Regions from separate parts of the Mus musculus genome. Here region 1 is linked to region 2. Evidence: chromatin loops called from intact Hi-C (ENCODE). Cell type or tissue: left cerebral cortex. All regions are shown on one strand. Links, peaks and the distances in the headings refer to the core of each region. The heading gives the core; the rest is flanking DNA.

Region 1 (8,923 bases), core at 681-8,680, 270 kb after region 2:
CCTCCTCTTTCTCCTCCTCCTCCTCTTTCTTCTCCTCCTCCTCTTTCTCCTCCTCCTCCTCTTTCTTCTCCTCCTCCTCTTTCTCCTCCTCCTCCTCTTTCTTCTCCTCCTCCTCTTTCTCCTCCTCCTCCTCTTTCTCCTCCTCCTCCTTTTTCTCCTCCTCCTCTTTCTCCTCCTCCTTTCTCCTCCTCCTCTTTCTCTTTCTCCCCCTTCTCCTCCTCCTCCTCCTCTTCCTCTTCCTCCTCCTCCTTTCTCTTTCTCCCCCTTCTCCTCTTCCTCCTCTTCCTCCTTCTCTTCCTCCTTCCTATCTCTCTCCTTCTCTCTCTCCCTCCCCCTTTCCTTCCCTCCTTCTCTCTCTCTCTCTCTCTCTCTCTCTCTCTCTCTCTCTCTCTCTCTCTCTCTCTCATGTGTGTACACATGTACATATATGTGCAAGTGTGTATTGGGCATGGGCATGCACCTGTCTCTGGAGGCCTGAAGCTGAACTGATGTCAGGAGTCATCCTTGATCTTTCTATTCTGTATTTATTAAGACAGTCATTCAACTGAACCCAGAGCTCATGGGTGGACTAATCTAGCTAGCCCATTTGTTCTGGGGAATACCTTGCTGGAATGCCTACTCGGGCATTTCTGTAAATACTGGGGATGCAAATCCTGGTCTTTGGCCTTGCATCTCAAGCACTGAGCCATCTCCTAGCTGCCACCACCCAGAGGAGCTCTTGTAGAAATGAAAGAACATAGAAAAAAAGGCTTAAGCCCATGCCTCAAGTTCTCAATTGTACCTAACAGTTAACAGATGCTTATGGAGAGCCTTTTTCCTACTTAGATTTGAATAGTCACATAATGAAATATTCTGTTGTATTCAAAAAGATTAGAAAATAAACACTTGACTATCAGGTGTTGTTCTAACTAGTCCTACCCTTGTCTGACACCATGAACCCTGCAGGCCTTGAATCAGCCTTCCTTTGATGTTTCCCACAGGCTTCCCTAAAAGACAAGGAACACATGGGGACAGAAACCCACCTCCCCTCAACTGTAGACCAAACTTTTGGCACCTAGAATCCCAGAATCTTCTGTCAAAATGGTTGATACTAATACAAACTGGTTGTCCTCTTTTCTTGATCTTTCTTCCCTGAAGCTAGATAAAGTGTACACAGGCCTACACACACACACACACACACACACACACACACACACACACAAAATCTCTCCTAGGGCAGGACGGGGTTGGGTTGGAAGAGAAGGGCTCACCATCCATAAGTCTTCCCTAGTCTGTTTCTGTCACTGGAGATGGACCAGTATACAAGACACATGTGAATCTTGTGAAAAGCACGACGCGTTGCTACCAATTAGAAGAGTTACAATCATTTGCCTTTATGTTCTTTCCTAAGTGCATAGCTACAAATCTGAAACCTCTCTGCCAACCCCCCTAAGAAGGCTGCTTGCATTTAAAACATTTTTTAAATTTTATATTTTTACATTTTTAATATTTTATAGTTTTATATTTTATCTTTTTATTTTTATATTTTTATAATTAAATTATATAAATTCTTAATTTATATTAAGTTTATATTATTTATATTATATTTATATTTTTATATTATATTAAATTCTTAATTTATATAATTTAATACTATATGAAGAGTCAATGCCTTGAGAAGTTGTGTACATATACTTCCTTTATAATTAATATGCTTTTGTTCCCTTGCAAATTTTTAGATTATGACAATAAAAAATATTTTCCCAAAAGCCAATTCTGAAGATTCTTCATTTATCATATACCCTGATATGATATGTTCCCAAAGAAAAATGTCAGTGTTGATAGGAAAAATAGATGCTAAGGAATTGGAAATAATGACTACAAGATAAAAACATTTTCAAATATATTGCAGATTGCAGATTGCTGGAGTCGACCTCATTACTCTTTCCCCTTCACATGGCAGGTGGTGTCAGCACCTTGCCCTTCCACAAAAGCTCAAATATACATTAGCTATATTTGGTATAAACACTGTAGCTAGTGTGAAAGCTAAATCCTAAAAATGTTATGAAAATCAAATGTAGGTGAGTTGAACAATGTTGGAAATGCAAGACAGAAAGAGTCCCATTGCTAATCTCATTTAGGTGAATAACGACCTTTAATATATTTCTCTTTAGTATAACATGGACGATTTTTCTCAATGAAAAAGGAAGTGTAAATCTAGAATGTCAGTATTTTATTATATGAAACTGAACTTACAGTTTTTTGCCCACAAAAAATGTATTAGTCATATCTAAGGAAAGACTAACAAGTTATGTATCAGTGTAGACACTCAATTCCTAGGAGTGACATTTGTGATAGCAAGAGCCAACCAAACACACAAGTGGTTTCAAGAAGCCATCTATACCTGTAGTCTGGGTCAGTAGTGGCCTATTTACCTAACATGCCAAGCCTACAAGAGGACAGAGCCATCTAGTGGTGCATATTAGAATTGCAGGTACTTTGCAAGGCATTTTGTTTAATAACTTTTCAAACTTAATTTGACTACTTTGAAGCCAACAGAAAAGATGCTAAAGCTGAGTTTTGAACTCCAAAAAGTTTAAAGGACACTCTTAATTACATCCTTAATTCAGAATAAATGTCCCCATAGAGTCCCACTGTACCAAGGTAAAATGGAATATCATGAGTTCATCTTACACAGCACTCTGAAATAGACCTTTGCATCCCAAATGATGTATGACAAGGCTTCTGCTTGCCAGAACATCATAGATTAGTGACCCTGAATAACTTGTAAGTTAATATATAGACAATTTGGTTATTATTTTCCCCTACGACAACAGTCACTATGTTTGCAATAGTACAGCATGAGTAATTTTATTCAAGTAAATATATAAATTATATATAATTTATATATTTAAAGTCAATTAAGTGTCTAATGAGTGAGAGCTACAACATCACCCCATCACCCTCGCTTTATTTCAGGCAGAGGGGTCATTCCTTATCTGCCCAGGGCTTCTGTCTGATTCACATCCACTTCCCCAGTTTTACCAATGCTATTGTCTTTATAAACATAGTATAGCCTTGTAGTGACTGAAATGGAGCCTGCTCCACTGACTCTAGACAGAGACTCTCTCACTTCCCCTAAAATTTGCAATAAATTCCAGTGCATTCTGTGCTTGGCTTTAAGACCTTGATGCCAAGAGTCCCTTCCCTTCCCTTCCCTTCCCTTCCCTTCCCTTCCCTTCCCTTCCCTTCCCTTCCCTTTTCCTACACGTGATCTGAGCCAAAAGGCCGAGAAGCGATTTCTTTTCTTTTCTTTTCCTTTTCTTCCCTCCCCCCCCCCCTTTTTTTTTTCTGTAGGACCTACTGTGGAACCCAGGCTGACTTCAAACATTGTGCAGCTAAGGATAACCTGATTCTGCAGCCTTTAAGAGTTCCTGGGCTACAGCCATGTGTAGCCACAAAGTTTTAAATTCTCCCCACGGTAAGCAAGGAACCTACTACTTACTGAGGTGCATTTCTAACCTAAGTTGCAGACAGCTTTTAAAATAAAACTAGATCTGGCAAACTGGCCCTGGAGTGTGTGGGTGTCACATGATGGGAGAGTTGAACGTTCCTAAATGAACCTTGCCTTCAATATTTGATGCTCTGTGACCAAAAGCATTTGACCTCAAAGCGGTCATGGGTTAAAGGGCAAAATAGTACTTACCTTGAAGAACTGCCAGGAGGAGTATACACAACTATGCAGGTGCCAAATCTAGCCGACTCCTGACAAAGTGTGCTTGATACGCCTTACCTACTGCTGATGCAACCCTTCCTCAAGGCAACTCTCCAAAGTGGTGCTTTGGGGCTGGGTGCCTCCTGGTATTGTATTAGACCAGTCACAGCAACTCTACAGAGCCCTGTGACCGTTCTGTCTTGCCCTTTATCACTGAGCAGTGATAAAAATGTCCCAGCTGCAGTGCAAGAACTTTAAAAGCAGTCCTGATTTCTCAGTCCAGCTGTGACTGTAACAAAACACACGAGACTGGGTCATTAATAAGTGGCAAGTTCTCACAGTGCTAGAGGCTGGGAAATGCAAAGTCAAGCTGTCGGCTATTCTGGTGACCTCTGCTCCCAAGATGGCATCTTGTTGGTCTAACCCCATTCAGGACAAATGTGTGTGTCCTCCTCACATAGCAGAAGGGATAGAAGGACAAAGGTAAGGCCAGTGTGCTTCTTAATGTCATTGCATGGATGGTGTCAACATGAATTAGAAAGTGACTTTTCTTTTGCACCAAGTGCCTGACCAGGAGCAACTGCAGGAAGGACTTGTTCTGTCTCACAGTCAAAGGGTCACACTGTATCTGCAGTCATGAAGCAGAGAGACGCAGGAAGTAGGACACCACCAAACCTTGAGGCATACCTCAAGTGACTCTCCAGTGAGGCTGCATCCGATCCAGACTCTACCATGAGCTGGATACCAAATGTCCAAGCTGAGGAGCCTGTGAACGATATTCCACATCCAAAGCAAGAAACACAAATATTCAGCCATGGCTCTTGTCTGACACGTGCCTCGCCTCACACAACGTTACACACTACTTTCACACACTTTTACACACAACTCCTTCCCAAGCTGAACTTCTTGACCTAGGAGGAGGAGCCAGGGATACAATGGTCAAGAGTCTAGAAAACAAACCCTATCTAGGCGCCAGCTCACTGCTCCAGACTTCGGGAGAGTTTCATTCTAGAAACACACCAGCAGTCTCTCAAGTCTATCAGGATGTAAAAGATCAAGGAAGGATGGGCTTGCAAACTTCTGTCAGCCTAGGTCTCCACATGGGGAGGACGAGGAGGATGGGGAGGACGAGGAGGACAGGGAGGACGGGGAGGACGAGGAGGACAGGGAGGACGGGGAGGACGAGGAGGACAGGGAGGACGGGGAGGACGGGGAGGACGGGGCCCTGAAGTGTCCTGCCCAAGCTTCATAGAGTTCATGCCAAAGCCAGAGTTTGACTTCCAATCCCAAGTCCGCATCTGTTTTCCTTCCACCCCTCAGTCTGCCTGTTCCCCCAAACTCCACACCCATCACCCATCCAGGCAGAAGCTCATTAGCAGGCTGGAGTGTTCTTTCCCACCACAGGGTCCCCCGGGGACCTAGAGTGTCTGCAGAAACAATGGCGTTTGGAGGCCAAGCTCCCCAGTGAGCATGCTTGTCCAGGCTTCTGACCCGAAGGTGTTGAGTAGGGACAGTGACTCCACCAGGGGACAGTCTTCCTAGTCTGGTAGCCTGCATTTTTCTTAAAGCTTACTCTCTTTTCTGCTCTATTTCTGCCTGCGAATCTCAGTGAGCCATTTCCTTCCCCTTCGCAGATACCTGGCAAGCCCCTCTTCTGCTAGAACTTTGAGTTAATTAAATGTGGGAAGTTTGTTCTGTGTTGTGTCATGATATAAAGTGTCCAAGATAAAGAAACCTTTGCAGTCGCTCATCCGGGCAGTTTCAGAGAGAGCCCCAGTGGCAGCAGGGACATCCAATCTCATGCTCCTGGTGGTGTTGACTTGCAAGCCTGTAGGAGTTTCATTGTGTATATAATTACCCCTTTCACAGTTGCACAAAGGTCCCTTGACAATAATTATATAACCTTCCTGAGGTTTTGGTGTTTTTCTTCCTGGCCTGACAGCCAAATCCATGGGTCTTTAGATTATCGGTGCGTTCTAATTTTTAATCGTTTTGAGGTGTGGATAGTCTGATGCATCAGGAAATTCGACACAAGCATCTCTCAAGTGACGCTAGATCACATCAAATTGAGAATGAAGATTAGCCATCATGCCGCCCTTGATTACCCCTCAAGCCTTCTCTCAGGCAGCTCCTTGTCTGCCAGCTTCCCTTGTAAGAGCCTGTCTCCCTGCTCAGCACATCTTCTCTGCTTATCCATCTGGAGACCAGAATCCCACACATGCCAGCACAACCTGCCAATCACAGAGACTGCAGTGGTTTGCTCTTGATTTTGAGTCAAGTGTGTTTGTTTTGAGGTGTTATTGTTGCTGGTGCTGTGCAGGTTCCTTCTGTCTTTTGGTGTAGACATTGTTCACCAAGGAACCAAGTGAATTTCTTTCTTTCACTAAAGTATCTTTGCCTCTAGGGAGGCAAGCCCCTGACTGCAGCTTTCAAATTCCAAGACCCCTCCCCTCTGTGGACTCATAAACTCAGTGGACACCCCGACTTATTGTAACTGGATGCTAGGGGTTGTGCTTAAGGGTTTGTCCAGGTCTGCGGCAGGGCAGCCCTGCCCTGAGGTGGAGCTACATCTCTGTCCTGCATTTAAATAAACCCTTGTACCTCACCTGCCACCAGAGATCTGCCCGCCTTCAGCCCAGCGGGAGAGGGAGTTCTGGCACAGTTCGTGGAGAGCTTAAAGGAAAGCCAACTTTGTTCGCAGTCCCCAGCGCCCTGGACCATGGCACCACAGGGACGACTTCTCATCCGCGGGGGTCGCATTGTCAATGACGACTTCTCACAGGTGGCCGATGTGCTAGTGGAGGACGGCGTGGTGCGGGCGCTGGGACGGGACCTGCTGCCTCCTGAGGACGCATCTCGGGGGCTGCGAATCCTAGATGCAGCGGGCAAGCTCGTCCTGCCCGGGGGCATCGACACGCACACGCACATGCAATTCCCGTTCATGGGCTCGCAGTCAGTGGACGACTTCTACCAGGGCACCAAGGTACCCAAACCACAGACCTATAATCTGGGGTCTCTAGCGGCTCCACCTCGTCCGCTCCTGCGCAGTAGTAGGGACTGAGGTGGAGTGAGACACTTGAGCTAGCTGTGGGCACAAAAGGACGCCCATCTCGGGTGAAGATACTGTATGCCGTGCTCTGTGGCCCCTCTGCTCTTCCTTTTGGGTTGTTTGGCACTCTGGAGGCCATCTCTTCCCTTTGCCTTCTTTTCTCTAGGCACCACCTCCTGGTGTCTGTAATTCTCTTTTGTCATGATAATCCGTGGGGGGTTGCAAAGCCGCTATACTGTCTATACAATTGGCTTGTTTGTTTTTCAAAATTGACCTTTGCGGCCTTTTCTCCCAGTTCTCCAGCCAACAAGCGAAAACTCCATTTACCTAGAGGATACTGCTGTGACTAGTGAGGCCTGGGTGAGTGGAAGCCACACAGAGATAGTCCACACTGGACGGAGCCCAGCCCTGTAGAAGTAAGATAGCCTGTCCAGGAGTTCCCTCCAGCCTTCACTCACACCAAGGTGACCTCTCCAAGCCCTTTTGCTACCTGCTTGCTCCAGGCAACAGTACCTGCCCGCTTTTAGTGATGTAAGCAGCCAGATCTAGACTGCAGAAGACGATGTCCTGGTCTTTGTCTAAGCGAAGACCAATGAAAGTTTTGGCCAAGGTTTCCTTGGAGCGTCTGAACCCACCATGGGATTGTCAAGGCAGCTTTATAGGAAACTGAAAACGTATCCCCCAAGCCTAGGCTGAAGATGTCAAATCCACAACATTTTTAAGTCTTGCCTCAAAGCCGCTTTGAGAGAAGAGGCTTCTTGCAAAGGGGAGGAGATACACTGATTTCAAGGCCAAGGTTGTTCAGGGGATTCCTCTCAGGACTGTGTCTAAACGCATCCAGCCGCAGAGGCCTGGTAAAGACCAACGGGCTCTCAGAGCAGTCCACACGTTGTTTATTTCACGTACTTACCTGGCTTCAAACCCTCCACCCTCCTCACACCCGCCCTGCCAACTGCCCCCGTCCTCCACGACCACACAGAACAGTTAACAGAAAGGAGAAAGGCAGGCAGTTTTGACCCAGAGAGAAGGGTCCAGGACACGCTGCCTAGTGCAACATTTGGAATGCTTCTTCCTAGTTACTCATTACCAGTGTCTATCATTGTGCTAATAAACATCATCGTCTGCAGGACAAACTATTGTCCCTTTCAAAACTAAAGTACTGTGCTATGAATCTATCTCTTTTTTACAAAATGTTAGGAACACATTTTTGTATTTGGGATGAATCTGTCAGTGATTGGAACAATCCACAATTGTAGAAAGAAGAAAAGTCTCGCCAAGCACCTTCTCCACACGCCCCGGTCTTTTGGTCAGTTCCCTCACGCTTCTTAATTTTGAATACTGTACATTCTTGACATCATTTGGGGCATACGTGTGTAGGACTGTAAATGTAAGTTTGCATATGAAGCAGTGTGACCAGTTGTTACCATTTACAGTGTGAGCCATTTCTGTCACTGCGGACCTATCATTGGCAGTAGATTGCTGGTGTCAGGGTATGACTTTGAGAAACTCCACCTGCAGACTGGAGAGCAGTGGTCCTGTCTACCACTTGCCAGGCATCCTCTTGAAGGCTTCACAGTAACTTTCCTTCCCTTTAACCTGGTCAGGGTCCAGGATGAAGCAACTACGGAGAGGATTTGAAATCCTGAGGACCAGGGGCATGGCGTCCCTTTCTTAGGAGTAGCCATGGTGTCTTGAGGTCCAGGCAGCTGGTTCTTTCTCCTCTTAGACATTCTGAAACTTTTATAGCAAAGAAAGATTTATAGTTCCTCCCTGAGGAAGTATCTCCCTGAAACATGTGACAGAGTACTCTTTCTTTGGGTGTTTCTATTTTTTTAAAGATTGTCAGAATGTAAAACAAAACGTGCTCTTAATGAGCCCAGTGTGCTGAACAGGAAATGGTATGAGCAGAGAGAGTAAGGTCGAAGGCTTTGTAAACACACAGTGTCTGCTAAATACTAAAGTGTATTCACAATGGGGCTGAATTGCTGATGTTGGTCTTAAAAATGGACCTCACGATAACAGTTCAGAAAGGCCCAGAAAGGAGACTCCCTAAGGGAAGGGGGTGAGGAAGACCCAGATGCAGCCAACCCTAGCTCACCAGCCTGAGTCTTCTTCCATAGTCTTCACAACGGTTCTCCAGGCAGAGTTGATGAATGAGCCCTTGGTTTGTGAAATTAAGG
Region 2 (8,923 bases), core at 385-8,384:
AATCCCAGGTGGGAGACAGGAGTTGTTGGTAAGCTCTACCATAAAAACCAAGCTGTGTCCCCAGTAAGTACTATCTGCAGGCAGAGGAAATATGTCTCAATTGCCGAACCTCTAGATATTGGAAAAGTATATGAAGTAATCAAACACTCCTCCGAGGTCCTTCCCTCCTTGACATCCCCCCTCATAAATGCCACTAATTTGTCACTTTGCCTTTTGCTTCAGACCTTGACCTCCACCTACCAACTCCTTAATGTCACCCGGCCTGGACACTTTAAAGATTGCTGGCTATACGTACCCCCTGGAACTAATTCACCATTGTCACTTACAGCATCTCCAGTGATACTGCCAAGTAACCTCACCTCATCCTTTGTCAGCTGCCCTGACTCCAGTGTTGCCATGACTCCATACCTTACCTCTATCTCTCTTTTTTGACATGGCAAACTGTTTTAAGACTTCCAGGACTCATTCTGTAGGAACACTAAGTTTCCTAGACTGCAATAGAACCCTAACCCTCAATATATCATCTCTGCCACAATGCCCTGCTGTCTAAAACACAGTCAATTCTCTGTGGCACTCAGGTATATCACTGCCTACCCACCAGCTGGTCAGGACTCTGCACGTTGGTACTCCTTTTCCCTGAACTGGGAGTAATCCAGGGAACTGAGCCCCTGCCAATTCCAGTTGTGGATATGATAGCTGCCCAACATAAGACGGCAGTTCAGGTCGTGCCACTCTTGGTTGCTACGGGAATAGCCATAGGTGCTGGAACTGGAGTTGCAGGGATAACGACTTCTATGACCCAATATGATAAGTTTACTTCCAAGCTTAGCACAAGTTTTCAAAAACTGTCTGAAACCATGATTACCAGGCAGAAACAGATCAACACTTTTGCAGCAGTGGGGCTAGATGTTTTGACAGCCAAAGAAGGTGGTCTTTGCCTATTTCTTCAAGAAGAATGCTGTTTCTACGTTAACCAACTGGGATAGTGAGAAATAAAATTCAGGAGCTGCAATCAGACATACGTGAGACCTCTAGTTCTGGGATTTTTGAAAACCCTATATGGAAGTAGATAGTCCCTTTCATAACGCCTTTCCTAGTCAACCTCCTGGTGTTATTATTTGCTCCCTGCCTCATTAATCTTGTTTCTACATTCCTTCAATGACAAAAACAAAAAATGTCTAACCAAAGTATTAATCAGTTCCTGTTACAGGATTACCAGCTCCTGTCCACAGAGGAGCCTGATGCTAACATCTACCAAGTGGACCCCAATGATGAAAGTCAACTATAACCCAAAATTGTCGACACCCCTAGACAGCGGGAAGGAATTTAAGAGATCTGTTGCCCCTATTCCCCTTTTACCATAGGCTTCTCCCTCCTCTCTTTTTTTCTTCTCTTTATGATAAGCGAAGGGAGGTATTTTGGCATCAGAAACTGGATTTACAGTAGAAGGTCACCTCTGAATCCAGCAACATAGGCGACAGGGACCAGTACATCTGTTGCCATGGCAATCACCATACATGCCCAGCATCCACCTGGCCCACCTGCCCACATTTACCTGTGCGTGGTTACATCACAGCCCAAATAAAAGGCAGGCCCCTCCTAACCTTCACTCTCTTTCCTTCTTCATCATCGTTGTCCCCCTTTGCCACCATCCTCCACCCCCCACCCCCGCACACACACACACAATAAACCTCTAGAGTCCTGTGGAACTGTGCTGGCCTAGTGTGATCTGTCTGGACAAACTGCCATTCTAACATAACAAGTACAGTGGGGCTGGGTGTTCTGTAGCTAGTCTCTGTAGGGAGACCAGTCCTAGGCTGTAAACACTTTCGAGAAGGAAGTCAGAGGTGCTAGTCTTTGCACAAGTTAATCAAGCCTCCAGAAAGACTCAGACTCCCAAGCAAAGCTTTGCATTTCTCTTAAGCCCCAACCACATGGCGGTTTTGCCAATTGTTTTGTGGGTCTAAGGCCTTGGCCGTTCTAGACACAGTCGTGCCCATGTCATAATACACATACACTCAGGGCTTCCTCCTTGACCTACAAAAAGAGTCTGTTTACACTCACAGTTCAGTTTCCTCAAGGGTAAGAGTCCATTGTGGCAGAGAACACAGCAGCAAATGACAGGTTGGCAGTGCTGTGTTCTCAGGAAGCTGAGAGCTCAGGTGCAGAGCTGGGAGCACAAAGTCCTGACTGAAAACCGAAGAAGGTCTTTTACTCCCAAAGCCATTTATCTCCCCATGACTTACTTCCTCCAGCAAGGCAAGGCTTCACCACATGAAGAGCCACCGACAGCGCCACCAACTGTCCAAATACCTGAGACTCTGGGAGATAGTTTTTTTTTTTTTTTTCATTTAACCCCAGGAAGCAATAAAGTACTGTATGGCACGGAAGGTGAATGTGTTAATGCTCGAGATGAAGCCCAGGATGCTGACCTATGAATCGCTGCTCACTATATACGGTAATTCAGCTCCAGATCAGTGGCAGTTGTTTTGAACTCTTACCTACAGCCACCTGGGTTTCCCTGGGAAGCTGAAGCAGCTTTGTGCCTCACTCTCTTCCTGCCTGGTGGGTATACTATTTCAAAGACTCTCTGTTCTGCCCCACCCTGGCACCCAGGATTGCTATCAAGCTCTAGCTAAAGGCTCCACATCTCATACCTTACTGTTAATGTCTTGCCAGTAATTGTGAATTTTGACCAGTCCTTTTGTGTGTGTATTTTCACGTCTGTCTCATTCTCTCTCGACTGTTTTAGGACACGAGATGCATGTGCCTAGCCCTCGTGAGACCCCTCAGCAATGACTACGCGTGAGCCCTTCATGCACTAGAGGCTTCATCAAACAGAGCCACGCAAAGACTGCAGAGGGTTTAACAAGTTGCATTTTAAAGTACTTAGGAAAACGGGTTATTTAGTCTGAAATCACAAGCCGCAGGGCCAGAACTGAAAGCAATCTTCTGGAGATGTTTCTGTTCAACAATTGTTCTACCTGGGTTTCTGTTGCTGGGATAGACATAATGACACAAAGCAATTAGGTGAGAAAAGGGATTTATTCAGCTTGCACTTCTGGGTCTCGGCGCACCATTAAGGGAAATCAGTGCAGTCAAGCAGGAACTGAAGTAGAAGCCACAGTGTAAGGCTGTGTCTTGGCTTGCTCTCTGGTTTGCTCCTACACATGTTTTTTTAAGGATAAAACTTTTTTCTCTGCCATTTTTTGAGGTTATAATTATATTATTTCTCCCTTTCTTCCCTCCAACACTTCCCATATACCTTTCCTAGCTCTCTTTCAAACTCATGGCTTCTCTTTTTCCATTAATTGTTGTTACCTACATATAAGCATATGTGTGTGCTATATATATATTTTATATGCATATACACATATACACATACACACACATATGGCCTATCTAGTCTGCATGCTTTTACATTTACATATGTATACACATACACATATATACATACATATATATCCATATATACATATGTGTGTGTGTATATATATATGTATATATATATACATATATATATATATATCAGCTTTTTTCATGCAGCAGAGAACCACAAGCTCAAAGAATAGTCCTACCCACAGTAGGCTGAGCCCTTCCACATCAGTCAACTATCAAGAGATTCTCCATAGATAGAGATAGTTCTTCAGTTGAGGTTTTCTCCTCTCAGGTGACTCTAGGTGTGTGTCAAGGTGACTGTCTGTCTGTCAGAACTAACCAGCACAGATTTTTTTTTTTGAAAATATTTATAGAGTACCTACTATGTGCTAGTCACTGTCTGATGTCAGGTGCATGTTGTACATATAAAGTCAAGCACACCAGTAGGCTAGCTGTCAGGCCATAAGCACAGGGAGGAGGGAGGAGAAACTCAGGTGTAGTGTTAGCAACGTGTTTGAGGCAAATGAAAACGGAGAAACCAAAGGACAATGGAAACATCCAGAGAAGAGTTTCGGGGTCACGCTCCACTATTTTCTCTTATAGTTTGGATTTTAACTGCCCCCTAAAGGCCATGTTCTAAACATTTGGACCTTTGCTGGTGCCTGGGAGTTGACAGAAACTTAATGAGGTGTAATGTTTTGTAAAATGCAGTCTGGTGACTCAGTGGGTCCATGCTGAGGCATCCCCCTGCCCCCACCCCTGAGGTACCAGTTACAAGACAGGCCTAATATAGAATGAAGTTTATTTGGGGGGCATGAGAAGGGGTGGTTGAGAAGAGAGTAGAGGCAGAGAAAGAGAGGGGTCAGAGAAAGAGGCCATCCTGGAACTCGTGGCGAGAGAGGAGGAGAGGGTGGAGAAAAAGGGAGCAAGGGATCAGAGAGGAAAGAGAGGCCAGTCCCTTTTATAGCAAGCCCGACCTTCCTGGCTGTTGCTAGGTAGCTGCTGGGCGGAGCCTAGAAGGACCATCCTAACTGGATAGGGAGGGTCATTGGATAAAGGTCCCTGAAAGGGACATTAGAAACACATCCTCTCCTTTTACTTCCTGGTCACCATGAGAAGAGTAAATCTTTTCTGCCCATGGCTGCCACCACAATGTGTCACCTCATCACTGACCCAAAGTACTGAGGCCAAAGGACCACGGCCTGAAACCATGAACCCATGATCTTTTACCTTCGTGGATTGAAGATCTCCAGCACTTTTGTCACTGTAACTGACATAAAACTCCTTTTCTTCAGATACTTCTCTTTTGTTTTGATCAGCTCATTTTACATGCGAAGAAGAAAATGTGCCTCGAAGACCACTTAAGCCCGGGTATCGGAGGAGCCAAATAATGGGACGAGTATTTGGTTGAAAATCTATTTAACACGTCTCAGTAGGCGAGAACAAGGCCTGATGTAGCCTTATTAAGATAAGAATATGTTTCTTCTTTATTATCTTGTTAGCCATAGACTTGAATTTTGATAGGGCAATTTTCAGGGCTTAAACACTTGATTGCTACTAATAGTGGAAATAACAGCAAGACAGTGTTTAGGTTTAATTTATAGTCATTTAACACAACTTTAAGTATGGATTTCTCCAAATGCCCTGTTATTTCGTTGGAGCTTGTCTATGCAGACCTGAAGTCCTGCTGCAGTAATTGTGAGCCATGCAAAAGGTCCCATATACTTATCTCACAGACCCCTCCAACAGCATGATGACCAGCGATTGCTATTAACGGGTTTTACTGTTTTGTTTTGTTTTTTACCCTAGAAACCCTGTTTTAGTAAACCTGCGTCAGTAGTTGCAAGCTAAATGTCTTAAAACTTATTTTGGTTTGTAAAAGGGAACCTTCTTTCCACTATTTGCCCCCTCAAGGTCGGCTTGGCGTTCCTCCTTGAGCCAGAACAGTTCACTTTTGTGCCACCAGGGGCCGCTGTTCTCCAAGCAGTGAGATCTCCAAAGGCGATCCACCTTCCAATTCCATATAGGCCAGCAGCAACAAATACTTCTTTTGAATTTATGTTTTGAGACCTTGAAAACACTATGCTGAGTGAAAGAAGCCAGACGCAAAGGCCACATGCTACAAGGTTCTCTTTACATAAAATCTGTGCGGAGATCATAAATGTCTTAGATAAGAAACCACAACCGTTGGTCTGTGATTCCTGCGTCTACAGAATGCAGGCTGCCTGTTTGCCCCTTGCAACCACATGCTTGCAGTGCGCCCAACTCGTTCACTGCGACCTATTTATTGTTAGCACCGCGTTCCTTGATGGCTTCTTTATTATCTTGTTAGCTGTAGACTGGAATTCTGAGTACGAGAGGGAGTAACACTTTGGAGGAGGGGCGAGGTAAGGACTGATAGACAGGGCCGCCTTTCGCTGTTCTCACCCGGAAAGTCCTGACGCACATCCCTCATATTCTTCAAAAGATGACAGGGAAGCTGAACCTCAACATCAGAGGCTACGTCAAGATCACCCTTATAAGGATCCATTTTCCCATCCTTTCACAATTCTGCCCCACTCTATGATTCCAGGGTAATTTCCCCTAATAAACACAGAGTACTGCCCAGTGTCTGCTTTGCAAAAACAATCATATGCTTGTCAGGGAAGTTACTGTTGACGATAAAGAAACCAAATAGAAGGGGGACCATGCCGGAGTCACTGTGCTCCATTCCTGTATCAGAACCTGCATGCACACGCACACACACACACACACACACACACACACACGCACACACGCGCACGCACGCGCACGCACGCGCACGCACAGGTACACACCATCTCTAGACTGCTGTGGTCACATATGTGAGAGGAAATCATGGATTCAAGACTGAAAGCTGCCCTCCTGCTCCTACCTGTTCTAAGAGGCTCTAGACTGCAGGCGATTCACAGCTTCCCATGCACATTAGGCTATTATATTTCAAGCCAGATATGAACAGAATGGACAGTGTCCATTAACTTCCTTCTCTGCTGCCTGCACTGACATTAGTATCGGTTTACAGAACACAAGTTTTGACAGCAAATGGGTCTGATTTTGAGCCCAGTGTCCCCATTATTGGCAATAAAGCCTCAGGCAAATTCTTTATAATTTTCTTTCGGTTCCCTTGCATATGTGTTTGTGTGTGTGTGTGTGTGTGTGTGTGTGTGTGTGTGTGTAAGCACTCCTAGACTTGTTTTGCGTGGGGTTTAAGCTACATACCCGCCCACCACCTATATATACTCAAGAGAGATCCATTTCCTTTTTTAGCAGACTACACTAATCCACAGCTGATTCTAGTTTTCTCTAAAGGTTCATGGTCAGAGCTGCCTTCTGTACAAAGTCATGTTTTTCAACTTCTCAATATTGAGAAATACTACAGAAGTAATATTTAGCTTCCAGTCTGCCTTAAACAGCTCCACGGTGTCCCTGATGCCTGCCTCACTCCTTCACCATACATGACTGATTTTAAGTGCCTTGAGATAAGAGCACTGTTTCATCCAACTGTGTGGCACGGGCTGTTTGTCTTGCCTCTCTGCACAGCCCCAGGGCAGTGTTTTACTGAACGTCACTGGAGCTGTACCCCTGGAGCTTGTGCTGTGTGCCGTCCTTCCTGAGGAGTGTCCGCACCAATTCCCATTATGTGTCTGTCAGAGGATGCCTGTGCCCCTCACCTTACTGGCCTGTGGATCAGGGATTTCCAGACACAGTTAAGGGGTAAAAGGCTAGACTTATCTCAATGAGGAATGCGTTTCTTTGAGCTTTCTTTTCAAGGCATCTTTTTGACAATAGTTTTGGCTTATTCTTTGACAGCTTCATGCATGTAGACAATGTGTATTGATCATATCCACCCTCCTCCACTTCCCCACCCCCTCAGACCTCCTGGGCTCTTTTAAATCTATTTTCCTCACTTGCTTGCTTGCTTACTTTCTCTTACTAACTTACTGAGTCTGATTAGTGCTGCCCATATGGCCACGGGTGTGGGGTCATCCACTGGGACATGGACAATCTACCAGGGACTCTTCTCTCCCACCCCAAAGCCATCAGTTGCCAATAGCTCCTCAGGTACAGGTAAGGATTCAGAAGGCCCACTGCCTTCCATGTTGGAATTTTTAATTGGCCCGATCTTGTGCAGGCTGTTGTGGGTTCATGTGTGTGAAAGTCGTGTTATGTCCAGAGGACAGCATTGCACACCGTTCCATCCCATCTTAGACAGGGTTTCTATTGCTGTGATAAAACACCATGACCAAAGCAACTTGGAAAGGAAAGGGTTTATTTGGCTTGCACTTGCATATCACCATTCAACATCAAAGAAAGACAGGACAGAAACACTAACTGGAGAGGAACATGGAGGCAGGAGCTGAAGCAGAGGTCATGGAAGGTGCTGCCAACTGGCTTGCTCTCCAATGGCTTCCTCAGTCTACTTTCTTAGAGCACCCAAGACCACCAGTCCAGAGATGGCACCACCCACAATGGGCTGGGCCCTCCCCCATCAATCACTATTTAAGAAAATGACCTTCAGCCAGGTATTATGGAGGCATTTTCTCAGTTGAGGTTCCCTCCTTTCCAGTGACTGTATCTTGTGTCACATTGGCATAAAACTCACCATCACACTCTCTATCCTCTGACTCTTACGTTCTTTCTGCCCCTCTTCCCAGATGTTCCCTGAGCCCTGGAAGGGTGAGAGTGGTAGAGATGTCCCATCCAGGATGAACTCTCACTTCTTTTCAGCACTTTGAGAAGCAGTGAGCCTCTACGGGAACCACCCACAGCAATAAGAAGTATCAGGGGAGATGGGATTTAAACCTAGATCTCGGACCCACATGTCCAGGGTTCTGTTGCCCTAGCTTCCCTGGTGACATAACTCCAGAGCTCCAGACCTGTCCCACTTTCAGAGTCTCAGTGCCTCCTGTCAGTGCAAATATACTCAGGCTTGATTCAGCATCAATATTTGGTTCAGGAAAAGTGGTTAGCCTTGATTACACATCAGATCACGCTGACCACATGGAGTCCTCGGGTGATGTTCCGTAACAAAGACGATAAGTAGGCATAGGGCTGTGGATATAAACATAAATATTTAGAATGCAATTGTTAACTGCAGACCATTTAGAAAAACAGCATCAGTAGAGTCTCCCCTAGCTCTAAAGACTTTCCCTAGCCATGAAGTCTGGCCGTGCTTATATAGGACCAGATGAATTCCCTCCTGTGGAGCAAGACTAAATTCAGTCAGGAGGATAGCGGGTTAGCCCAGAAGCTGTTCCGTTATTGCACCACTGGGCATGTCTCGCCTGACAGGTCAGTATTTTAGGTCCAGTGCTGGGAAAGGCCACTGATGTCTTTTCTCCCCAAGTAGTCTGCAAAGCACCTTGCAGCTTTACAAAGGCTAGCCAATGGGGAAGGCTTCCTGGAAAATTCAAGACTGGCTTCTCCGCATCCTGCAAGCAAGCAGACAGTGTCTTTAGCAAGAGGCTCTTGCCATTTAGGAAACCAAGAATGACAACATCTTGTGTTGGTTTGGGTGCCTCTGGAG

The links. Hi-C counts contacts between places; a loop is a spot of excess contacts. Peaks named below come from ENCODE experiments on the same cell type or tissue, not always from the same donor. Only the 100,000 strongest peaks of a DNase experiment are listed, where the experiment ranks them.
Region 1: it touches region 2 in a loop (9-fold over the local background); 36 of 42 quality-filtered maps call a loop at or near these places.

Annotation. Positions count from the first base shown.
Region 1 is chr15:39,854,853-39,863,775 of GRCm38, reverse strand. It overlaps Dpys (dihydropyrimidinase), which reads left to right and starts at 6,306. Exons shown (of 10, transcript NM_001164466.1): 1 at 6,306-6,677. The coding sequence starts at 6,414. In left cerebral cortex, for the core only: a CTCF peak has its summit at 2,450 (motif pointing left); a DNase peak (open chromatin) is centred at 2,444; H3K4me3 peaks cover 413 bases.
Region 2 is chr15:40,127,711-40,136,633 of GRCm38, reverse strand. 9330182O14Rik (RIKEN cDNA 9330182O14 gene) reads right to left here and starts at 2,269. Exons shown (of 4, transcript NM_001256056.1): 1 at 2,065-2,269. It overlaps Gm33251 (predicted gene, 33251), which reads right to left. Exons shown (of 3, transcript NR_155348.1): 3 at 7,652-8,448. In left cerebral cortex, for the core only: CTCF peaks have their summits at 2,293 (motif pointing left), 4,047 (motif pointing left) and 5,336 (motif pointing right); DNase peaks (open chromatin) are centred at 3,085, 5,361, 6,619 and 6,831.